Linked DNA regions of Mus musculus: regions 1 and 3 are each linked to region 2. Evidence: chromatin loops called from intact Hi-C (ENCODE). Cell type or tissue: left cerebral cortex. All regions are shown on one strand.

The links. Peaks named below come from ENCODE experiments on the same cell type or tissue, not always from the same donor. Only the 100,000 strongest peaks of a DNase experiment are listed, where the experiment ranks them.
Region 1: it touches region 2 in a loop (4-fold over the local background); 3 of 42 quality-filtered maps call a loop at or near these places.
Region 3: it touches region 2 in a loop (6-fold over the local background); 3 of 42 quality-filtered maps call a loop at or near these places.

What each region holds. Positions count from the first base shown.
Region 1 is chr1:25,077,576-25,085,575 of GRCm38, forward strand. It overlaps Adgrb3 (adhesion G protein-coupled receptor B3), which reads right to left. Exons shown (of 31, transcript NM_175642.4): 29 at 6,669-6,704. Among named protein-coding and RNA genes, the nearest start is that of Gm29414, 54 kb to the left of the region's middle. In left cerebral cortex, no CTCF peak of the experiment used is centred here; DNase peaks (open chromatin) are centred at 2,028, 4,971 and 7,587; H3K27ac peaks cover 1,808 bases.
Region 2 is chr1:25,162,136-25,170,135 of GRCm38, forward strand. The region is part of intron 19 of Adgrb3 (adhesion G protein-coupled receptor B3); the gene reads right to left. Among named protein-coding and RNA genes, the nearest start is that of Gm20172, 110 kb to the right of the region's middle. In left cerebral cortex, no CTCF peak of the experiment used is centred here; DNase peaks (open chromatin) are centred at 1,641, 4,080, 4,490 and 5,174; H3K4me3 peaks cover 330 bases; H3K27ac peaks cover 4,194 bases.
Region 3 is chr1:25,100,665-25,108,664 of GRCm38, forward strand. Adgrb3 (adhesion G protein-coupled receptor B3) reads right to left here. Exons shown (of 31, transcript NM_175642.4): 26 at 769-864. Among named protein-coding and RNA genes, the nearest start is that of Gm29414, 77 kb to the left of the region's middle. In left cerebral cortex, no CTCF peak of the experiment used is centred here; DNase peaks (open chromatin) are centred at 4,174, 4,891 and 7,233; H3K27ac peaks cover 4,289 bases.

The DNA of each region.
Region 1 (8,000 bases), 85 kb before region 2:
AACTATTTCACAGTTCTGTGAAAGGTATTCTAATAATAAAGCTAAAGTATCCTGCAATAAATATGGAGGGAAATGAAAATTTGGATGCTGAAATATAGAGCCCTTCCTACTTGCAAACATTAGTTGAAAATATATTCTCTTGCCAGATAATAATTTTGAATTGAAATGGCCACTGTGGCATTGCCAGAAATCACCATAGCAATAATAGCCTGCATTCTGGAAGGGGTATCAATTACAGCTGCAACAAACAGCTCGCATCTCTGACACAGGCTGTTTGGTTTTCCCCTTATAATTCCTTCTTCTTTCATAGATAGTCTCAAGTACATCTTTGTACCTTTGTAGAGAATTTGATGACTCTTCTTGGATGTTTATTAACTTAAAGATTTACTTACTTTCTTTCTTCTGTGACCTGAATATCCAGTTTCCCAAAGAAATCAATATCTATAGACACTCCATTTATACCTCAGTGTTCTAAAATGTAATAATGATGATTAAAAACTCTACATATATTTTCTGCGTAAAAACACAAATTTATAGTTTGTTTGGCAATGTGTACATAATTCAGTTACTTTCATCATATTTCATTGCAAATACTGTAGGAGTGTCTTGCAATAACAAATCAGTATATAGTAATCTCCTTTTCCCCTCAAATTAATATTATTAAACGTTGTTTTGAAGGATAAATGAGCCTCTGTCCTGAGATGACCACCAGGCTGACCACATGGATTTATGCTCTCCCAAGCTGCTTAATTTCTTTATTTCTTCTTCATTTTTTATTGAAAGCAATAACAGCAGCAATAACAAAGACACAGCAATCATGCCTCTTAAAATTCTTTTCTTTCAATGTATATACTTTTGTAATTAAAGAGAGGGCATCTTTGGGGCCCACCCATCACTGGTATTACAGAAAGAGTGATGTGTTAAAGTACATTCATTATAATTTGGATATTTTTTAAAAATGAAACTAAAAATGAGCCTGATGTCTTAAGTACATACTGCTTCCTAAGATGTCTTCAAAGCCCTTCGAATTCTTGGAGCATGCCAAGTCTGATAGTTCCTCACATAGACACAGTCTATAAATTCAACTTCAACTCTGGTCTCCCTGTAGCTACAGCTGCAGCAATGAGGATAACCTTAAAGGGTTACCATGAAGATTTCACCAAGGATGTAAAGCACTTATATGTGGACCACCGCACAGACAAGCGCCACTTAAGAGGGGGCAGCCATTGCTGTTTTGCTGATGCCTCACGGTAACCCTGGGAACAGCCATTATCTCCACTTCCTTGACCAGGAGGCTGAAGCTGAAGGAGGCAGTTTGCTCTTGCAAGTGATAAGCGAGCTGAGTCTCCACATCAGCTCAGCATGCTATCTTGGATGTATCTGAGAGATTCAGGAAGCATACTGGTATGGACAGCTCAGAGTTTTAAATTATGTTCTGTGCAGATGGGAGAAAAGTAAAAACTAGGGAGTGGTTATGCATTGTCTGTAGTAGGATATCTGGATAGTGAGTTCCTATAACTATGCAGTACCGCAATGATATTTCTAATACCGGTGCTCATGTTTTGTCTCAGGATACCTCATAGACAGGGATCTCTTCATCTGTGAGTCCTTGACAGCTAGCATGCTCTCCAGTAGCTAATAGCTGCTTATTGAATGTTAATGGAATAAAAAAAAAATGAATGGAGAGCATAGGCATATCTTCTCCTTCCATTAAGAACATTTCTCCATTTGAAGAGACATTTACTTTAAAAGTTTTAGAATTATTTTAAGTTGTGTGTATATATGTGTGATTGTGTAAGAGTTTATGCATATGAGTTCAGGTGTCTACTGAGGCTGGAGGCATTGGATCCCCACTGGACCTGAAGTTACAGGATGGTTGTGAGCTATGCATACTGAGCCATTTCTTTAGCCCCAAGGAGCATCTGTGCTAATGACTCTAGCTAGAAGCCCTGCCTTCTTTTTTCTCATCCTGTTGTGCATTCCCACCCCCTCCATAAGTGGTTTTGAGGAACTGAGAGTAGATTTGCAGTAAACTGGTGATTTTCACCTTCAAATTTAGAAGTGTGAATCACAGAGTTGTATTTGAACTATAGAGAAAAAGTCTGAATCCTAAAGAGAAGATGTACTAGTGTGAATGGATTCTTTGAACAGACAGAAATTGTTAGGGAATGTCAGAAACTCTTTCTTAATTCAACTTAAGCGCCAGGAGAAGCCGTGCTCACCTGGATCAAATTCGGTGAACCACCATCTCCAGCCTTAGAGTTTTATAGACCAAGACTGACATTGTCCATACCTACTTGAATAAACCACCTGATGTTTTTGTTCATTATTGCCATGCAATTCATTCTTCTTTCTACAGTGGCCTTTTGAAATGTGACATTGCTATCATAGTGATAAAAAGAGAAGATGAACACTGAAGGAGCTAAGCCTAATTCTGAAAGCCATATTGTGAGGGGCTGACGAGCTTCGAATCCTTAACTCCAGACTGTTAATAACCTGCATCCCCAGAATCACGCCTGTGACCACAGAATGTGTGTTCCAAATGTACCTTGGTTTTCAAATAAAGTGTGCACAGGTGTAAGAAAACTAAATGAGTGATACATTTCATTAGTGCCAATCAAGAGTAGATTTTGTCATAAATTCATGATTCTGAAACAGTTTAAATTAATGATACGGAAAAAGTGGATACAGTCTAAGAATAAATTGCTCAAATTGCTTGCCTTCCAAAACATGCCCTGTAAATATCCCTTGATTGCTTAGTGATTTGTACCTACTGTAGAGGGTCAGGGCCAAAGTAGAAATGACCCCGTTTTGAACAAGACCTTTCTTTAAAATAGTGTGCCAGCTATTTAGAAACGAATACAAACCATGTGTTTTAGCTCAGCTTTGTTTCTGGGGATATCAAATTATTCTTTTTTTTTCTTTTACCTCTATTATCTAACGTCTGTGCCTACAGTCCCTCTTTGCTCAACACCATTGAGGAAACTCAGAGAAGCATGGATTTGGTGGCTATGTGGGAAATAGCCTAAGATATTTTAAAGAACACATGATTCCAGTGGAAGGAGACAAGGTTCATGTCTACTTTTGGAAGAGAAGACTTTAAAAAATTCTCTCTCTCTCTCTCTCTCTCTCTATATATATATATATATATATATATATGAAACAGATATTATTGTGCATGGCCATTTCATAATGGTTATTTGGAATTGTGTTTCCAGGAATTCCTTGAGCTTTTTGTCTCCACTAATATAAATAGTTTCAGTTGCCTGATTCTTAGAATCATATTAGGCCCCTTTGTGCCAGCAGCACACTGGAAGTCATCCTAACCAGATGCCCATTTGCTTCCTTGTTTCTGCTCCCTGTATATATAACACTGCAAGCCCTGTATATATATATATATATATATATATATATATATAGTCATCTTTGTCCTTCCTTCCCAATTTCAATTAAAGACAGAATTTCACAGGTTCACCTGTAATGGCTAGCTCGTCACTTCCTTCCTGGGTTAGCCATTTTAACTGATATTACAAGTTCTTATTTTACCCTGTCAGTCTACCCTGAATATTATTATAACACTGTCATCTTTAAATTATTTGTCAGACCATAACAAATTATTTCCCACTAGAAAGAAATAAAAAAGCTAAACAAAGTACAGTCAAATGGGATTACCTTTTTGCCTTCTCTTGTGGGGGTAAGATTTTTATGTCATCCTGTGTTTCTTTTTCACTAAGCCTTGCTTAGGGGAATTTTGACTTCTCGTTTTGTGGGCGTGCCACACTGAAGCAAGCCTTCATGCCTTGCCTTCCCTCTGGACTTCTAACTGCCACTTATGTCCTCGGGTTATGTTTGGTGTGGCTTTGTTTGATGTGCTTGTCTTTGCAGCCCATAGTGGATCCCTTTGAACTGCTTCATCCACAGCTGCTTGCTGTCTATACTCATGTATGCCTTAACTCAAGTATTCTTCAAAAGTTTATAATTAGAGTAAACTCTGTCAAAAAGCTGTACAGTTTTTAATCATTTATTCATTCTGCAAAGAAAATTTAATGGGTGTTCACTGCATGTCAGGACCTCTGCTGGAAGCTAACATACACACTGAGGAGGACATCTTGTCACATAACATAGAGATAGCATTACCATATTTTTTTATACTTTCCAGAGAGTAAGAATTAGCATTTCTCCACTTTACAGCTAGTCTGTCTACCTTTTGCTTTATTTGGCCAGGAATACAGGCCTATCATAAATGCTATCATTCGGAAAGGACTTTTCCTCCAGCTGTAGTAATGACTAATTTTTTAAAAAGTTATTATTTTAATCTTCACACAATAATTAGGTCTCAATGTGACAGTGTTCAACCCAAACTTGTTTGCTTGTCTGTTTATTTGAAATCCTCATGGTTTAAGGCAAAAGAATTAATGAAATGTTAGAATTGGATAGGAGCCTTGGGTAGTGTGTAAGGCTGAAAGTTTGATAAAATGACGCGTTCAGGAGTCCACAGGGCAGCCTGGTAAGGGTAAACTATGTAAGGTGATCATTATATAAAAAGCCCTCTCAGTGAGAAGGGTAGCATGGAGCTTCACATAAAGTCAACTAGTTGAGTCCACATTTAGAAAGCAGGTGGGGAATTGGCTTGACAATCCAAAATTACAATTACATGTTGTGTTAGTGTGATAGCATTAATTTTTAAAAAAAATTTTTTTGAAACAGAACTTGTCAGTCCCTGTAATTGTACATGTATTAAAAAGGGAGTAACACGAAGCTATTAATAGGGGAGAAGTATTGTTTCAGTGTTTCTCCCCAAAACTTCAATTTCTACAGTATTCCAGTGAGAACTACGGCGGTTAAAGAGGTAAGGAAATTACGCAGCTCCTATGTTGTAACTATTCTCCACCAACAGATATCTTTAACATTGTGGTTCTATGTGTGGAATGCGAGGTCTAGCATCTGCTCAGGGAAGCTGCTAGCGGTTGCCATAGAGACTAGCTGGGAAAAGGAACACATTTCTTCTAGCCTTCTCAGTGACACAGTGCGATTTGCTTTCTTCCTAGTGCCTGTTCTTACCACGGAACTCCGGCCAGCCTGGAAATTGCTATGTGGTCCAGGCTGGCCTTAAACTCCCCAAGATCCACTTCCCAGGTTCTATGGTTTCTTTTCTATGTTTAATTTTGCTATTAATAACTTGTTTGTAGTGAGGCTTAGTTTAAGATCTAGGTTTTTACTATATTTCCTCACTGAGGCCTAGTGGGTTAATTTGTATGTTCATTCTTTTGTGATAACAGAACAGATTGTTGCTTTCAAGGCTATGCACATGAACACCTATGAGCGTGCACACACACACACAAACACGCACACAACACATACACAAAACTTATTTTAGGTGGTCACAAGAAAGTTCATGTTGCACATGACACATAAAAACAGATACAGTTTGATCCTTTATTCTTTGGATACCTAAAGGATTAAAACATTATTTGTTTCTTAAAGGACATCAACAGCGATGTGAAGTTTGCTAAATAGTTTTAATTTTTTTTTGACGGATTTGGTTGTTTTGTTTTTAAAAAGTTAGACATCAATGAAATGTAAATTCCAAGCTTTGTGGTGACAATGAGGTTGCCCAGATATTTGTGATTTAAGCACTGATGCTGGACTCTTGATAATTATTTTGTAGCATAGAGCCTGAGTTACTACTAAACAAACCCATTTCCCTTGGACTCTTAGCATGAGCCCATCCTTCACCTTCATATTAGATAAAATTACCAAGTTTCACATTGATATGCATTGTACATTGTAGAACAGTACATTCACTTACACAAATGGAATGATTTAGTCAGAAGTTTCCATGTACCAGGAGGCCTCTATAATTTCAGGAATATCTGTTTAGACTATTGTGTTCTATGTATGCATCACAAGGGTACAGATATGTTGGAGAAATTTATCCTATATTATGCCCAATTATGTCAGCAGGCTATGAATCTCATCCAATTACCAAGCCGCATAAGTGCATTTATGTGATACTTAAAGATCATTAATTTTGTACTTAAGCGTAAGCTGCTTAGACAGTATCATTTTTGTGACTTCCAGTACCAATACCAGCATCAATATAAATTCAATGCAAATTAGAAAATGAAAATCTTCATCTTGTTTATATCTGTGAAAAGACATTTAGCAAACACAGGCACACATTACACCAATACTAGCTACTGGGAAAATGCTGCCAAATGTACACCCGAGACCCTAAGGACAGGAACCACAGTACAAGACAAGTGAGCGAGCCGCAGACGTGGACTTGCCTACCCGCCAAGGCATCCCCTTGGGATTTCTACAGGTCATTCCTGTAGTAAAACTGGAAAAAAATGACTTAGGTTAAAAAAACAAAAAAAAAAAACTTAGGAAATTGGCATTCCCACGTCCACTGACTTGAATGGACTGATTCGATTCCACTATAAGTTATCTACTGCTAACAGTCATAAAGTAGGTCTTTCCTTGACTAGAAAACGTCAGTTGAGCATTTCCTTGGAGGAGTCATCACAACTCTAAATCATTTTCTTCCAGTCGTGGGAACAGTAAGGATCCTCGTTTTAGAGCTCCATACAGTGCTACGTTTGAGCAGTTATAAAGCGATCTTGAATTCAATAATTAAATTTACAAAGTAATACATAGGAACTCACCTCAAAGTCAAGGTCAGAATACCGCGATTTTCTTCTCTGTGAGTTTGTTTTTAGAGGAAGGAGAAAAACAATAAAGTTATGTTTAGTCACTTAAACCAATGGACATCATTACATTCAATGAAAATAATCCCAGTATTATTAATAACCCTGTTATATGATTCCATTAAGATTATTTTTCTGACTTGAAAATATTCCATCAGTATGTTTCCATTTTCACCTCGAACTTCACTTAAAGGTAGAGGATATTACATTTTTTTTTTTTTAACTTTGGGTACTAATGCTCGTTTTCAGTGAAATGTATTTTCATTCAATCCGGAAATGGTTCCAGTTTTAACAAAAACCACTTTGCAGACGTGGAGGACTAAACGTAAAATTGGGAAAATAACCTCTGTACTTTTAGACGTCCCCCAACAGACACCCAGATTATTTTTAAATATGCTCTTGCTTTGTAGCTCAGGCTGTTCTCAGAATTTAGGGGCTTCTTGCTTCAGCTTCCAGTGTTCTAAAAACCACACTTGATGTCAAGCAAACCCTGCCTGCCCGTCTGGTTATGCTCTGATGTTTATATGTCAGTCTTGTACAAATTTCTCAAAATTAGGTCATCTCCTGCCAAAACGCTTCTTGTTGCTAGTTCTTAGGAAGTGAACATTTTTTTGTTTGTTTGCTTGTTTTTGTCTTTAATTCCTATTTAGTCAAGCAACAGATATTCTACACCCCAACACACTGTCTCACAGTGTTTCTCTCAGACTCTAAATCTGTTAAACACCCAAATCTAGTTATAGGTACACGTGCATTGATGAAATAAAGTAATTAGTCAGTGGGCTTGATACAATCAGGAAGTATGATTAAAACAAAGTGGATGTGAGCTCATGTGATAATGGGACTTTCATGATATCAGTATGGAGATGGTATTTTTAGCATCTGCTCCAGGAAGCCACCGATTCTTAAAATGGATGAGGTGGAGAGGGAGATGCCTGTAAATTTATAAAAAGATCTCCACAGTTTTAGAGAACAAAGAAAATTTCTGCTGTGCTTTTTCTTTAAGTAGACTCCCCCCTGCCCCTCCCTGAGGGAGTTGGGGAGGGAACCTAAGGGAACGTACAGTCTTTCTGGCCAGATCATGTTTTGTCCCCCCACCCCCACCTCCCAACTCCCAGCTCAATATCGACAACCTTAACATCACTGGCTTCTCAGGGTTTCGACTGCAGATTTATGGCAGATCTAGTTGCCATTATGACTGTTATGAGTGTTATTAAAAAAATATGACTTTCCTGCAGCTAGAGCTAAAATTGTCATTATAAAACCAGGACCTCCTGTGCAGCCTAATCTCGG
Region 2 (8,000 bases):
GACAAAATAATGTCATTTGAGAGAAAACTAATTTGAATGTATACTTCTTGTTTAAAAATAGACATAGCAAGCAAAACTTAACTTTCTATTATGAGTTAAAGGCCAGATACACTTAATTATTGATTTATTTGGCTACCTCTTTCATCCCAGGAAGGCTCCAAATTACCAATAATTATAGCTTGATTATAAAATGACTCCAACGGTTTATGTGTTAAATAAATGCTTGGTTACCCTGCACGGACTCTGGGGCATGATTGGATCAACATGATTTTGAATGTCAATCAGTGGTTAATCCGTTGACAAACTTATAACTTCATGGCAATATTGGAAGGTGGTGGAAGCTAAGGTATAGCGCATAATGGAAAGGAAGTGGGTCATTGGAGACAACACATAGTGGAAGGAAATATGTTACTAGGTGTTTCTCTTGAGAATGTGTCTTCTGCCTTTCTCTTTGTTTCCTGACTTCCATGCTGGAGTAGCTTTGTTCCCTCATGTCCTTTCTGCCATGGTGCTCTTGCTTGCCTCAGGTGAAAGTGAGGAAGTCAGTTGACCAGGAACTTACACTTCCAAAACCGCAAGAATCAGTACTTCCTATTAAATGACTTATCATGGATACTTTGTCACAGCAATGAAAATCTAACCTATCAACTGAGAGCCTTCTTGGTTCAAGTTGTATGGTTCAAGTCACCTTTTGGCAAGTATTCTCTTCTCACATTCTTATATTTTTATTTGCTGAGCACTTACTGCGCGTATATGTATATGTATGTATATGTATATGTATATGTATATGTATATGTATATGTATATGTATATGTATATGTATATGTAAAGTATATGTATATGTATATGTATATACACACACACGCACACATACATACATATATACATGCATACATATATGTTTATATGACACATATACATGTATATGATGTGTGTGTGTGTCTTACTCCTAATACATAATATGTATAAGTGGCTATCTCTGCTAGAAATAAAAGTCAAGCTGCCAGCTTTTACCACACTGACAGAGCTCCTAGGACCTACAGTTGCTCACAAAACCCCACAGTTCAGCTATTAATACACTGCTCCATCAAGCATCCCACATTTGCTTCTGAAAAAAAAAGTGTGAAAAAGATGAGAGTTTATCCACACATGGCAGGAAAGTCCAGCTGGAATGTCAGCTTTGATATTACCTTGTTGACATCCACTTTAATATGTTCCATAAAAAACAGCAATACATTTTCACACAGGAAAATGCCAATAAACAAATCAATTCTCATCCTATTAAGAAACCTGAGGTTTCAGGAGGTGTCCTGAAGGTGATTCCAAGTACAGATGTTGGTTTGTTCCTTCCTGATAAAAACTACATGAAACTCCATCTTATAAGCTCTGTCTTACCCACAGGAATGGTATGGTGACAATATGACACAATTCCAGTGAATATATTTTCCAATAAAAGTCTTTTAAGTGAGGAGAATTATTTTTATTACTAAGAAAGTGGCCATCTGCTTCTGAAGAATTCAAGTGAGAACACAAATATCTATTTTACATGGAGTACTGTTCAGATAAAGCGTTTTTATCGCCTCATGTGCTGGAACACGACTCAAGCTGAACAGCACTCTGTCCCATAATTTTTTGACATGTGGAGGGTTATAATTACTTCCAAGGAAGAATAAATTCATATTAACATGGGAAGTATGTTGCCGAGTCTGAAAGCGAACATTTGAGAGATGAGGATCAGTGAGATACAGAAGTGAAGATGGAGTGAGTACATAAGAAGAGGTGAAATAGAAACGCTGCAGAGTGCCCTGTTGGGGTGCAGCATGCCAGGAAATGCCCATCCACAGGAGGTATTCAATCCCTTGAAGTTCTCACTGTAATCTTACTTGTAACCGCTGTTAACAACAACCCTATGTCTCTTTGAATATCTAACATCTTGGCTACCCTGAGTTTTATAAAAAAAAAAAGTTTCCTCACATGATATGCACCCACTGATAAGTGGATATTAGCCCAGAATCTCAGAATCCTTTTTAGGGATTTTTAGAAGGGAGAACAAAATACCCATGGAAGGACTTACAGAGACAAAGTTTGGAGCAGAGACTAAAGGAACAGCCATCCAGAGACTGCCTCACTTGGGGATCCATCCCATCAACATCAACCAAACCCAGTCACTAGGCAGATGCTAACAAGAGCCTGCTGACAGGAGCCTGATATAGCTGTCTCCTGTGAGGCTCTGCCAATGCCTGGCAAATACAGAAGTGGATGCTCACAGTTATCCACTGGACAGAGCACAAGGTCCCCAATGAAGGAGCTAGAGAAATACCTAGGGAGTTGAAGGTGACTGAAGTCCCATAGGAGGAACATCAATATGCACTAACCAGTACCCCAGAGCTCCTTGGAACTATACTACCAATCAAAGAAAACACATGGTGGAACTTGTGACTCTAGCTGTATATGTAGCAGAGGATGGCCTAGTCGGTCATCAATGGGAGAAGAGGCCCTTGGTCCTGTGAAGGCTCTATGTCCCAGTGTATGGTAATGCCAGGACCAGGAATGAGAGTGGGTGGGCTGGGGAGCAGGGAGGGGGTAGGGGATAGGGAATATTCGGAGGGGAAACTAGGAAAGGAGATAACATTTGAAATGTAAATAAAGAAAATATCTAATAAAATTTTTTTTAAAAAAGAAAAGAAATTATAGCAAGGGAAAAAACAAAACAAATGAAAAGGCCTAAGGCCTATATATCATATGAACAGATATATACTTATGGTGATATTGGAGGATATAGATGGTCTAAACGTTTTACCCAATGGAGGACTTACCATACTTCTTACAAGGTGAATTTTTCATAGGGTAAACACTGTCTCCTGTCACAGCTAACATAATGTCAAGATAGCAATTAAATGTATAGTTAGAAAGAAAGAAAGGAAGGAAGGAAGGAAGGAAGGAAGGAAGGAAGGAAGGAATGAAGGAAGAGTTTCCTGTTTGACATAGGTAACTATGCTTAGTTGCTTAAGTACCAGTTCAAGAAAAAAAAAAAAAAAAGCATAGCTACACAGACCAACTGGAAAGGGATGCACACCATTCTGTTCAGGAAATTATGGTATTACCAGTTTATCAGCATGCATATAATCTCTCCTCCTTCCCCAAAGTTAACAGAATTTACTGATTCATAGGCATATGCTGATCTTGTCTAAAAAATGAATAATGGAGATATCAACATTTAGATAGGAACAATCTATTGGAGACAAGGAAAGAAAAGTGACAGCTCTCAGTTGCACTGTGGGTTAGTTACATTGTCTTCCTTTTCTTCTCTGACAGCATCAAGTAATCCAAAGTAAAGTTGAATTATTACATCTCATCAATCGCACATTGGTGAGAGTCTAAAGGAGCAATACTCGCTTCCCACTGGTTGCACGTGATACTTCTGGTCCCAGGACACAGCTATGCTATCAGTGACATCTGCACTGGTCCTGAGTCTCCTGTTCCTCAGTTGGGTAGGTTCCTGGCATTATTGTTCCTAGGTAGTACGATCAATCCTTTGTTCAGCCTTTGGAGGAGGCTGGTTGCTTTCCTTTCCTCTCCAGTGGCCTGTCCCTGTTGGAAAATCATTCTCTCTCTGTTCTTGCTATGTTACCCAGGAAAATAACTTCAACTTAGAAATTGTGAGTGGCAGTCACATATACCCATTTCAAAAAAAAAAAAAAAAGAAAAGAAAAGAAAAGAAAATGATAGCCAAGTTCCTCATTCTAGCACTAGCAGCCACAGTGCTGATCTTGGAAAGGCTTGATCTGTTTTTCTAGCTTAGAAAATCTTAACTCAAAAAAGAAAAATACAGGGAAAAGACAGTAATGTTTGGTCAAATGAAACTTTACTTTCTTGTTTCTCCTCTTCCATTATAACTTATTGATGAGCTCTGGATTTAAGAGATCCTTGCCTTTACTGACATTGATAATTTAAAGTTGGCTCCGGATTTTAGTAACACCAGACAATGAGTACTTTGCCTTTCTTTCTCCTGCCAAATCTCAGCCGTCTGCAGCATCTGCCAGAGCAGACTTGCTGCAGTGGGAGAGTTACGAGCATAGCAACGCAAGTGGCAGAACAATGCCAAATAGATGCTTGATTTTTCTCTTAGCAACAATGTTACCAGCGACGAATTAGAAAGGGCGATATCACATTATGTCATCAACATAGAATTGAAGATTTTATTACTGAAATCATGACTCTTCAACCATGAAATCTTATCTCTTAGCAGAAAATGGCAAGGCACAAAAGTCTGATGCACATCAAATTCCTCTGCCTTCTAGGAAAATGCAAACAAACAAATCTAACCTAGGAATTGAATCGTTACATAACTCAGGCAGGATCTCTCCCTGAGCGTTATCCAGAGACCAAATGTGAATATTTCCAGCCCCACTGCACAGGTTTCGTCTTCATTATATAAGAACCATATGTGTAAGATTTATTTTAAGAGCTAGCAGTGCACTGCCTTGGTAGAGTGATATGTGAACGAGATCCAATGTGGGAAGTGTTTGAGTGGATTGTAGAAGACCCAAGGCTGCAGCTTGCCATCAAAAAGCTCTATATTGGGTAAGACACAGTATTTAGTTGAATCACCATCACTCTCTTGCCCCTGTGCCTGGATGGAATGTTGAAATATCCCACTTCTATTTTCCTCCATCTGTCCTATTTACCTTATAACTCCATATGCAGATTTAGGTACAGCCAAATACACAATGCCTTTTGGAAAATGACTTCTGAAATGCACATGTGTTAGAATGTCAGAAAAGGTTATTCGTCAGAATCTGTCTTCATAACGTGGATTATTCGCTTTAGCTCATATGAAAGCAACTGACTGAATAGAAATGTTTCTGCAATCTATGTTCTATATCTTTAATGAATTTACATTAATTGGAGTATAGTCAGGGTGAGTAGAAGGTCTCTGGTTGTTTCAAAATGAGACGTTAAGACAGGGAGTTAGTTCAACAGATTAATGAAGAGCTGAAGAGATAGAACCAAGAGACTAGCAAAATCAGAAAGATATTACCACACCATGCTACAGACCTTCAAAATCAGCGATAGTCGAAAACCAGAGCTCTGGATCAGAACTTTAGAAATGCTTACCCTGCTCTTCCCAGCTGTGTTTCTTCCCCGGAGAAGAAAGTGGGTCAGGAGAGCATAAACACACAGATGCTACTATTCCTTTGCAGATCATGCTTCTGTCCCAACTTGAACGGTGTAGTGCCATATCCTGAACACGCTGTTTCCCTAGTCCTATCTTCTCCCTTCCCAGAGCATCCCAAAACACAGCCTTGAGATGGATAAGAGGACTTATCTGTTTACAGGGAGAAGAGAAAGATATGGTGCCTGTTCTTTAGTGCTATGTCCCATTCATGGAATTTTTCTAGTTCCTAGACAGTAGAGTTTTGGTAGAATGAATAGTAGGGTAAGTAGCCACATCACACCCTCTTGCCTAATGAGTAAGAGAAGGCTGTTGTTTACTCCATGGATTCCGAAGCAACTATTTTTTTTAAATATAGCATTTTGAAGATATATTTATCAAAACAGAAAGATCCACTATGTTTTTGTCTTTCATTTTTGCATATTGCACAGATGTATGTGAGCATTATTATGTCTCTTACCCAGGGGCTTGCATGTGTTGGGACAAGGGAGAATAAGCCCAGAAGTGCCTACCTAAAGGCAAATGAACTCATGGAGAGTTTCCAGTTGAGAAAGAAACAGTGGTTGGAGCCCAATAGGAAACAGAACTACAAAGAGGTGACTCAGTCTGCCCCATCTTGTCACCATCTCCTCTGGTCATCCATTTTCCAACATCACCTTGATGTTCTAACCCAGGGACGGGAAAGCAACAGAATCTGACCAATGTAGTTTCCTATAATCTGGAGGGGGCACAGCAGAGAGAGCAACACAGAGAAAAAACAAGAAAATGCTACCACATAGATTACATAAATGCGTTCTTCAGAGGGCTACTTGATCTGGTTTATAAGTGCTCGGAGGGAACACAAACACCTAATCAGCAAGAAATGAAATCATCTAATTCTTAAAAGGCTTGAATAGACGTTTCTCCAAAGAAGACATACAAAAGCCCAAAATGAACATGAAGCCAAAACTGTTCAACATTCCCAAATCACCACAGAAATGCTAATTAAAACCACGATAAGCTATTATCTTGCGCCTATCAAGTTGGCTATTATGACAGAATTGAAAGGTAAATGTTGGAGATGATGCAGAAAAAGGAATAGCATTGAACACTGTTGATGAGAATGCAAATTAGTGTAGTTATTGTGGAAAGTTGTATGGAGCCTCTTTGAAAATTAAAAATAGAACACCTGTATGATCTAGCAATCTCATTACAGGGCATAGATATTCAAAGACATGAAGTCTGTATGTCTAAGAACAGCTACTTTCCCAGGTTCAGTGAACAATTATTACATGAGCCAAGATACAGACTCAACCTGTCTACATTCTTTGAACGTGTTCTCCATAAGTATGTGTTAGAATCTAATACTCATTGCAACACTCCTGAGAAGAGGGGCCAGATTAAAAGTAATTAGGCCAGGTAGGCAGAGTGAGTCTAGATCAAGCCCTCTAGCACGTGGGTAAGGGGAGTCTGAGCTACTATTTACTCACTCTCCTGCCATCATAATTATCTACCACCTACCATGGGATGATATCCAAGGGGCTGGTGTCTTAATATTAGGTGTCCTACCTCGAGGTATCATGAACCAATACATCCCAACTGCTATAAATTACTGTGACTTGGTACTGTGTTGTAATACCACAAAATTAACTTAAGGCCCTGTCAGTCAATGGATGGATGAGTAACGCAACTATGAAGCATATACGTAATGGAACACTGACTAGAAATTGAGAAATAATGAATCCTGTGAATGGACTTGGAGGATACTATGTTAAGTGAAAGAAACACAGAAAGAAAAACACTGCATGGTCTCACTATTTTTGGAGTATAAAAACATTATTTGCATAAAAGTAAAGAGCAGGTTATCAGAAGCTGGAAGCAAGAGTTTGGATAAGAAATATAAACATTTCTGTTAGACACCAAGAATGAGTTGACCTATTCAATGACATATTTTATTTGTAAAACTGTACATAGTAGATTTTTAGTATTCTCAATACAAAAATAAAATGATAGCACAAGAAATAATTCATATTAATCAGCCTAACCAGATATGTTTGTGTAGCTCTCTCTCTCTCTCTCTCTCTCTCTCCATATATATATATTCATATATACATATATGAATGAAAGCATCATACTTCCTGTCTGTTACAAATACTTACAAATTTTTATCATTTAGGATAAAAAAAAAAGTCTCGAGAAAGAAAAGCATTTAATAGGCCTTTCTTTACCTTAAATGTCAATCATTTCCTAAACAAAAGAGAGAAAATGGAGGTGATCTAGTAGACAATTTATAGGGACTTGCTAGACCTCATAATAGTAACTGTTCATGTTACTATTTCTACAAAATATTTGTAGTGAAAAGGAAAAAATTTTTCTGAGATCATGGTTAAGGCTCCTAAAAGAAAAGGTTTACTAAAGGAGAAATTATATGTTTATGTTAATGTAAAAGACATATGATTGGAAGCCCTCATGATAAAATATGATCCCCAAGTAACACCTAAACTACAAAGTTTTATGGCAGGTTTGAAGAATAGGCAGTCATGGAAGGGATAGGGCAGAGCTTTTAAGCTCATGGTAACAAGCTACTGCAGGAAACTCATCAGGTTTACTGTTCAGATTCTCAACTCTTCATCTGAGTAAAGAAAGGACGCCCCTCACTAGTCTTGTGACCTAGTCTTCTTTAGGGTAGAGTCAGAAAGCACTGTCAGGTTATATGTCCTGCTTCAGGAAGGAAAGGCAGAGTGGAAGGACAGACGTTTGTGCAATGCTTATTTCTCAAATTCCTCCGGTTTAAAATATTTAATATTATATCAAAGTGTTGTGTGTGGAGGTGGTGTGTCTGGTG
Region 3 (8,000 bases), 61 kb before region 2:
CACCATTACTTGGGGCTACCTGTACATATTCATAATTAACAAATCTGAGTTGCAGCTCCTCTGTGGATTCTAATATTCAAGTAAGTCCAAGTTGGGGTAGGAAGCATAATCAAAACCTGTTTTATAAAACTATTAAAAATTACTAAAAAGAGAGAGAAAGAGAAAAAGCACAACACACACACAGACACACATACAGACACACACACACACAAAGAACAAAACAAAAAACACTAAATGTGAAAGTCCACAGTGCTTCTGTGTAAAAATCATTATCTTGAATTCTAGACTAGATGAAAATACTCCTCACTGTTGTCTGAGACACCATTCTAAACACTCATCGCTACCAACAGCAGACCCTTGATTCAAAGGCAATCCAAGAAGAACAGTCAGTGGTCATCAAAGTACCAAGTCTTTACCGAATTCAAAAGTTTGTTTTATTAAGTGCGTGTGTGCATGTGCGTGTCTGTGAGTCCCCATCCAGGCATGGGGGGAACACAGGCAGCCAGAGGAGGGGATTAAATCCTTGGAGCAAGAGTTATGAGCAATCATGAGCTGTGGATACAGGTGCTGGAAACTGAGCTTAGGTCCTTTGAAAAGGCAACAAGGCCTTTTAAGCACTAAGTCCTCTCTCCAGTTCCCAATGTATTAGCCATAATGACCTAAGGAGAACTTGTAACTTTATACTATTTTATTAACAAGGAGTTTATTATATATATTCTTGAGAAACCATGACTTTATTTATCAACCAGAAGGAAAATAAAAGCTCACCATGATTTGAGCATGTCCATTAGGAAAAGAACTTGAAGAATCAGCATTGATTGGATCCTGGCAGTTTCTCAACCGGCATCTAAATGCATCTTGAACCTGTGGGGAGGAAAAAAAAAACATTAATTTTCATTTTTCTCAATAATAACTAGAGACTGTCCATATTGGCCATCAATTATGAGAAAACACTTCCTTTGCTGGTATGGTAGAAGACTCACTTTGTTACCTGTTGGTTTACCTGTTTGTTTTTGAGATAGGCCTCATTATCTATCCCTGGCTAGCCTGGAATTGGTTATATAGATCAGTCCTTCCTTAACATCCTATGCGGTTCTGGATGCAGCATGAACATAGCATAAGAGATTTCTGAGAACTCTACTTTAATTGTGGTACTACAAAATCTCAATAGAGGCAAAGAGCACTGATTGTTTTCCTTTTCCACGACACTTCAGCACCAGAACACACATCCTTCTTCCAGTGGCCCCTTAGGCCTCTCATAAGTTCTTGATAAATTTGTTCATAGGGGGCTACTTATCCAAAATCTATGGTCAAGTCATTTTTTTAAAAATCCTTCATCTGACTTCATGTGTTTGATAGTCTCCTTCTCATCTATTACAATCTGTTCTATTGTTATCAGAAACATAGCTGATGTTGTGTTTTCCCTATAGGGAAGCATTATTATAGAGACGACAGGGTAAGCACGTATGGATCTTTGCTTTTGAAAAGCACAGCTCTATAACCTCCTGTCTCAGTTTGGCTGTGAGATGCGTATAACACATATGTTGGCCAGGGAACAAACAAATGTAAACCAAACAGAACAGAACGGATCAAGACCTGGGTCCATGAATTTGTCTTTTTGTCTCCCTCCTACATAGTTTTGAGTCATCAATACTCTCCCCAAATTGCAATTAGGATCTGGGATATGGACCTGAGTAGTCGCTACCACAAACTACCCTGCCAGCCCGATAATGAGATCTGCCCGATGCCTTCTCCCTACCTAGGTTTTCTTGCCTTGTGGTGCAGTCAATTTCTGTGAAGTGGGACTGAGAGCAGGTGTCTTCTGATCACTTCTATTCTATGATGCTAATATTGCTAATCTCAGATTCTTCCAAAAGAATGATCGGTTCCCAGATACATTTCTTGGCTCAACACAATGAGAGTCCAGCTGCCCTGAAATCTATTCTGATTCCTTTTTGCGAAGACCCAGATGAACAGGAGAAGCGAATCATTCAGTTTCTCTCAGCGAAGCAGACAAGCCTGGGACGGAGCAATGCCTCTCTCATCCTAAATATCTCTGGGAAATTCCTTTTTAGATCAAGGAGTCATTGTAGATTATAAAAGGACACAGCAACAATAGAAAATTGGCAATGAGTTCAGTGTTTGCCGGGTTCTCATTATTTTTCGCTTATTCATAAGTCTGAATGAGCTAAACGAATTATTGTTTTTCTTTTTTTAAAAAAAATATCCTATAAGCCATTGTCAGAAAAGCAGGTCTATGCTAAAAATCTGTTTTTACAAGGTGTAACAATAATTAAAGAACAACTTATAAAGGAAAATAAACATTAGGATCATTGCCTTTTGGGAGTTTGTTAAGAGAAGATTTCTTTCAAAGCTCTTTCTGAATACCAGCATACACAAAACCTAAAACACTGCAGTGGGAATGAAGGTCCTCATGTCAGCTGTATCAGGGAATCCCCTATTTCACTATCACTGTCTTCTTCATGTTTCTAATTGGGAGGTGCTTTGATGGATAACTATATTTTGTTATGATAAGAACATCATCAAAGGGTTACCGTGTTGGAACATGGAATTTTGGCTGACCTAAATATGTGTTCCTGGTCCCTGGTCAGTTATATTTGGCTCTAGAACAAACTGTTTCTTATCTCCTTCAAAGGAAGAGGGCTGTGTGTCTCCACTGACAGTAGCAATATTAAGCACCAATTTCACTGGTCCTCACTAAGTGTTCTTGATTTCAAAGCCATTGTCAAATAGTTGTCAAAGATTTAGTGGCTGATATTAAAATAAGGAAAAGCAAAATCTGTAAATTTCTCTTCCAAATTATCGTCTGGTGGATTGATATAGTTACAAAATCTCTCTCTCTCTCTCTCTCTCTCTCTCTCTCTCTCTCTCTCTCTCTCTCTCTCTCTCAAAACATACACTTAGACCACATAAAAATCAATACCTTAACTGAAAAACTTCCAAACATGACAGTGGGTTAAGGGCAAGTCTACCCTGGAGAGTGACATCAGCTTTATCAGTCAATGTAATCTTACAGAGGTAGAAGACAGAAAAACACCCAAATTTTCCACTGTGTTTAAGGTCATTTTAAGGTTTTAAAGAATTAGATTCGAAGACATTTTTAGTGGAGAATTCTCATTCATAAGGATTTGAGGGGAAATTTTATTTGATTCCAAATGCTTTATTTGCTTTTTTTTTTTTTTAATCTAAAAACACACGGAGGCTATCTAAATGGATTGGCATTAAATATTTGCTCAACACTGTGGGAGGAAATGATGAGACAAGATGCACAGGGCTCATCTCCTTACCACAGAGGAGCTTAAGGGAAGATAGTATCTGAACAAGGTTCTAGTCACTTGCAAACATTTTGATAATTGAATTTTCTAGCAGGTAAACAGGGGGTTTTATCCTTAGTGAATGAATATAAATTATACCCATGAAAAACAGAAATCGTTTGAAATTCAAGTTCTAGAGAAACAAAAATAAATAGCAAAGAGAAAACAAATAGGTCATTCTATGCCATACTAAAATTAAAGTCCCCCTGAATTTCCTATGTCAATGTTATATTTATAAGGCTAGGCAGTAAATGTCCTTGGTTTACTATTAATGAAAACCAATTTCTTACTTAACAGTTTTATTTAAAGTTTATTATTAGATATTATCATTACAAATCTGAGCTCCTGTGAAATTAAATTTCAAACCCTCTTTGGAAGCTGGTAAACCCAATTTTTAAATGAATCCGTGGGGGAACAATGAAATATTTAACATTAATTATGTCACACTTCTTATCTAGATTATAAAATGTCTTCTCTGTGAAATATTCTGAAATAGGTCTGTCATTCTAAGTGATGATCAGATAGGCCTAAAGGTAAGATAGAATAGCAAGGAACAGATATATAACTAACTATAAAATATTTAGGGGACGTTAAGGGAGTCTGATAGTCTGTAGTGAAATCAAGAGAAGGAGATAGACAGAGACATCTTTAAGAATACAGTGATAGCTATCAGCGCTGTGTGTATTTAAGTTCCAAACCACAGCTAGGGGCGGCTCGTTTTGCAGTGGTATCAGTGACTGGAGACTCACAGTTGAAAAAGGATATAGAAGTCTTCTGTGACAAGCCTTAGCCTCATCTCCACCCCTCAATAGAGTGACAGTCTGAAAAGGAAACTCTCAAAGGCGGGTGTGATAAAAACATGAGAAAGATGCTCGCTCTCCACAATCAAGGGTTTCTGGTGGGGATGCAGATAGGGAAGGACTCAGTTTCCTTGAAAGGGCTGGCTACTGAGAGTTTGACCATGCTCAAGTGAGTATATGGGAAACACAAAATACATACATGCATGCATGCTCGCTCGCGCGCGCGCGCATGCGTGCGTGCGTGTCTGTGTCTGTGTCTGTGTCTGTGTCTGTGTCTGTGTCTGTGTCTGTGTCTGTGTCTGTGTCTGTGTCTGTGTGTCTGTGTCTGTGTCTGTGTCTGTGTCTGTGTCTGTGTCTGTGTCTGTGTCTGTGTCTGTGTCTGTGTCTGTGTCTGTGTGTCTGTGTCTGTGTCTGTGTCTGTGTCTGTGTCTGTGTCTGTGTGTGTGTTCTTTTTCTTTTGGGAGGAAGGGGTCCACAAGGGTGGGAGAAGGACCTAGGAACATTGGGAAATGAGTGTACATGATGTGAATTTTCTAAATAATCAATAAGAATATTATGTTGGAGAAAAGTGCCTAGAAAGGAATTAGTCTTTCTCCTGGATGAAATCTTAGTTCTTAACAGTTTGCAGGGGAATGTCTTCCTCCTGTCTCTCCCTCACCGAGTGCAGCATTTGGGTTTTCTCAGCAGCAGCAAGCTGAGGGCTTCTCAATTGGTCTTCACTCCAGAGACAGCTGGCAGAGAGTCACTGTGCAAAGTCCATGCCAGATTTAGAAGTTGCAGGGGAGGAGCATCCAGCACCATTGGCCGTGTTACAAACCCCACAAGCCTCGCAGGGAAGACTTGCACAGTTTGAAACAGGCTCTGCATTTAGCTGCTCAACTGCTCAGACCAAATCTTCACCTCTTAGAAAATAAGACAGTGTTACCTCGAGCTACTCTTCATGAATTCTTGTGAACTCCCAAGATCATTTTAAGTCAAGTTTTAACCTTGTACTAAATTGTTATTATTTTTGTGGATATACATACATACACACACACATATATATTCTATGTGTTTTCTTAAGTCTTATGTCTACAGTCTCATCTGTTGTTTCATTCTTGAAAAAATGGCACAGATATTTTCAACATAATATTCTATTTTATATTTAATCATTAATGAATAAATGTCTTAGTTTTATCAACACTATGCAATTGACTTAACTAATACAAGGGATTTCACATTTAAAAAATAATTACTGGACTTTCTCCTCATGAAATAAAACAAGCAAACAAAAAGGAAGTTTTGTTGTCTGCTATGCAATGCCAGGTTCAGAGTACATTCTCAGATTCCAGCCCTGATACACCTTTACTGGGTTTCCGTAGTGCTGGGGGATATACCAACTGCTAACTGAAATTCCTATGCTTTTGACCTACAAATTAGTTTTTTTAATGTCCCTCTTTGGGGCACACGGAAACTTCTTTAGATGATCTTTCAAACACACGGTCTGAAAAATGTAGCAGCGTTCCTTTCGTGTGCAAATGTGAGGGGTGGAGAGAAGAGATGCTAGACACCATGCCTTACACCTTCACAGAAGGCTCTCATTCCAGCCTAGAACCATGGCCTCTGAGGCAGACAGGTTTGCGGTGATGCATAGAAGAGCAAGCTCATGCTTAGATCGAGATAGGTGACAGACTTGAAGATAAAACCATGTCTCTTGCCTAAAACTCCTCCTCATTCCAGGACACCACCACTCTGGTTCTATCTTTTCAAATGTGCTGAACAAAGATTGAACTTTTTCAAGCCAAAGAATGAATAGGAAAAAAAAAAGACATTTAAAAAGGGAATAACTAGATATGTTTTCATCTTATCCCTTTAGTCAGAACACGTTGGCTCCCTATACTAGTATAACAGAGCTGGAAGGCGAGAATTTGAGGATCGAAGAGGAGGGAAGTGGGAGCTGCCTGTCAAGCTGCCAGTGTCCAGAGCCTCTGCTCACCGGACACAGCGGCATGATGCTGATCCCCAAAGTTGGGGGCAGCTGGAAGGAAATGTGACTGGAGGAATTTAGAGGAACCATAAATCACAGTTGGGTGCTCCCTGGCAGGCATGGCAGGGTATCAAGTTGTGTCTTAGGCTCCCTATGTCTGAACTTGTTCACGGAAGCCTCCTCTTCAGCTAGATTTCACAGCTTCATTAACCTCTTGTGCACCTGGACACACAAACGGATGAAGACAGAGAAGGATGCAGATGTTCCTTGTATAATTGGGATTGGGGCATCCTGGGAAAGCCTAACCTAGAAGCTGCAAAATTTACACATCCTGGCCCAAGAAGCTGGATGCAGAGTGGGGTGAGATGGTGGTAGGACTAACAGCATGGTCTCCTAGGCTGTGTCAATTCCACGCTTCCTGCCAAGGCTTATTTTGTTGCTCCTTGTCATTCTCCTACTTTAAGGCACATGCTTTGTTTTACTAAAAACAAAACAAAACAATGAAATCTTCAAATGATTTTCTTTTGGCATTTTCCATCCGGTCTGAGAAGCAGGACGGTGGTAATGCATGATTCAATTGTCTCCTAATCCATGTGCTAAGTGTCTGCCTTCCAAGAAAAGTGTTCCAATCAAGCCCCGAATCCTCTCCACATTTGGCTACTTACTAATGCTGGAAAATACATTCACCATTTTTCAGATACCATTTGGATCAAGTAACTGTAACCAAGGCCACCTAAGGCTCTAACTAGAACTCTGATATGAGGGGAAGAGAGAAGAGGGAGGGAGGGAGCCACACTATCTATGTTCATTTTAAAATTTTTCCTGAAAAAATTGCTTCACAGGGTTGAATGAACACTTGAGGCCTTATTTGGTACAGCCTGACCTTCATGCTAGAGCTTGGGAGAGAGAGAGGAGAGAACCCAGGCTCTGACACTAATATTGTGGAACGGCCACAGGATGTACAGGCAGGCATGACAAGATCATCCACATAGGGCTCAAATTTTAAGCACCCTTTTCTCTTCTACTTAGCGGCAGGGTTTTATTGTAGCTTATTTTGTAGCACAAGCTTGTTATTTTCCCCATCTGACATCAAGCTGTAAGATTGTCTTAGAGTCTGGCACAGCCAGAGACAGAGATGAGAAGAATGTGCAGGGACCAAGAAAGTGGTTTCCTAGCAACGGGAACTATTTCAAAGGTTTCATAACTCTTGTGTAGTTTCATTTCCATAGCAATGAGGAGAATAGTAAATAGTATGTGTTCTTATCTGTTCAATCCAAATGAATTCTAATCAGCAAAAGCAGGAAATATCTGCTTGTTCTACTAGATACAATTTGATTAGGTAGAAAACATTAGTGTCTGGGCTGTACATACTATTTTGTGATCAATAAGATACCTAAATATTTTAAAACATTTTTCTTCAATCTTTGTTTTGTTTTGTTTTGTCTTCTGTTTTCCTTAGATACCTTTGCTCAAACGACTCAGAAAAACAAAGGTATTTTAGAAGAAGCAACTATAATGTTAAGCAAAAAATGGTATTCAATACTGTTTGCCAGGTCTAAAGATCAAGGGCAGCTATTTAGATAGCCAGTTTTCTTATTATAAAAATAAATAGATGGCTCAGTGGGTCACTATTTGCTTTGTAAGCACAAGGAACTGAGTTGAATTCCTAGTGCCCATGTAAAAGAACCAGCACAGCTCTAAACCTGTGATCTGCTCGTGGAAGAGCAGGGAGCAGAGGCAGGTTTCCCTAGAGCTGATTTGCCAGTTTATCTAACCAAAGGGAGAGCTTCTGCTCTCAAGGAGTCTTCTCAAGGCATTGAGGCAGAGAACGCCAGAGGACTGAAGCCCTGCTTTGGTCCACATCTGAACACATAGACAGTAGCCTTGCACATTAGCATG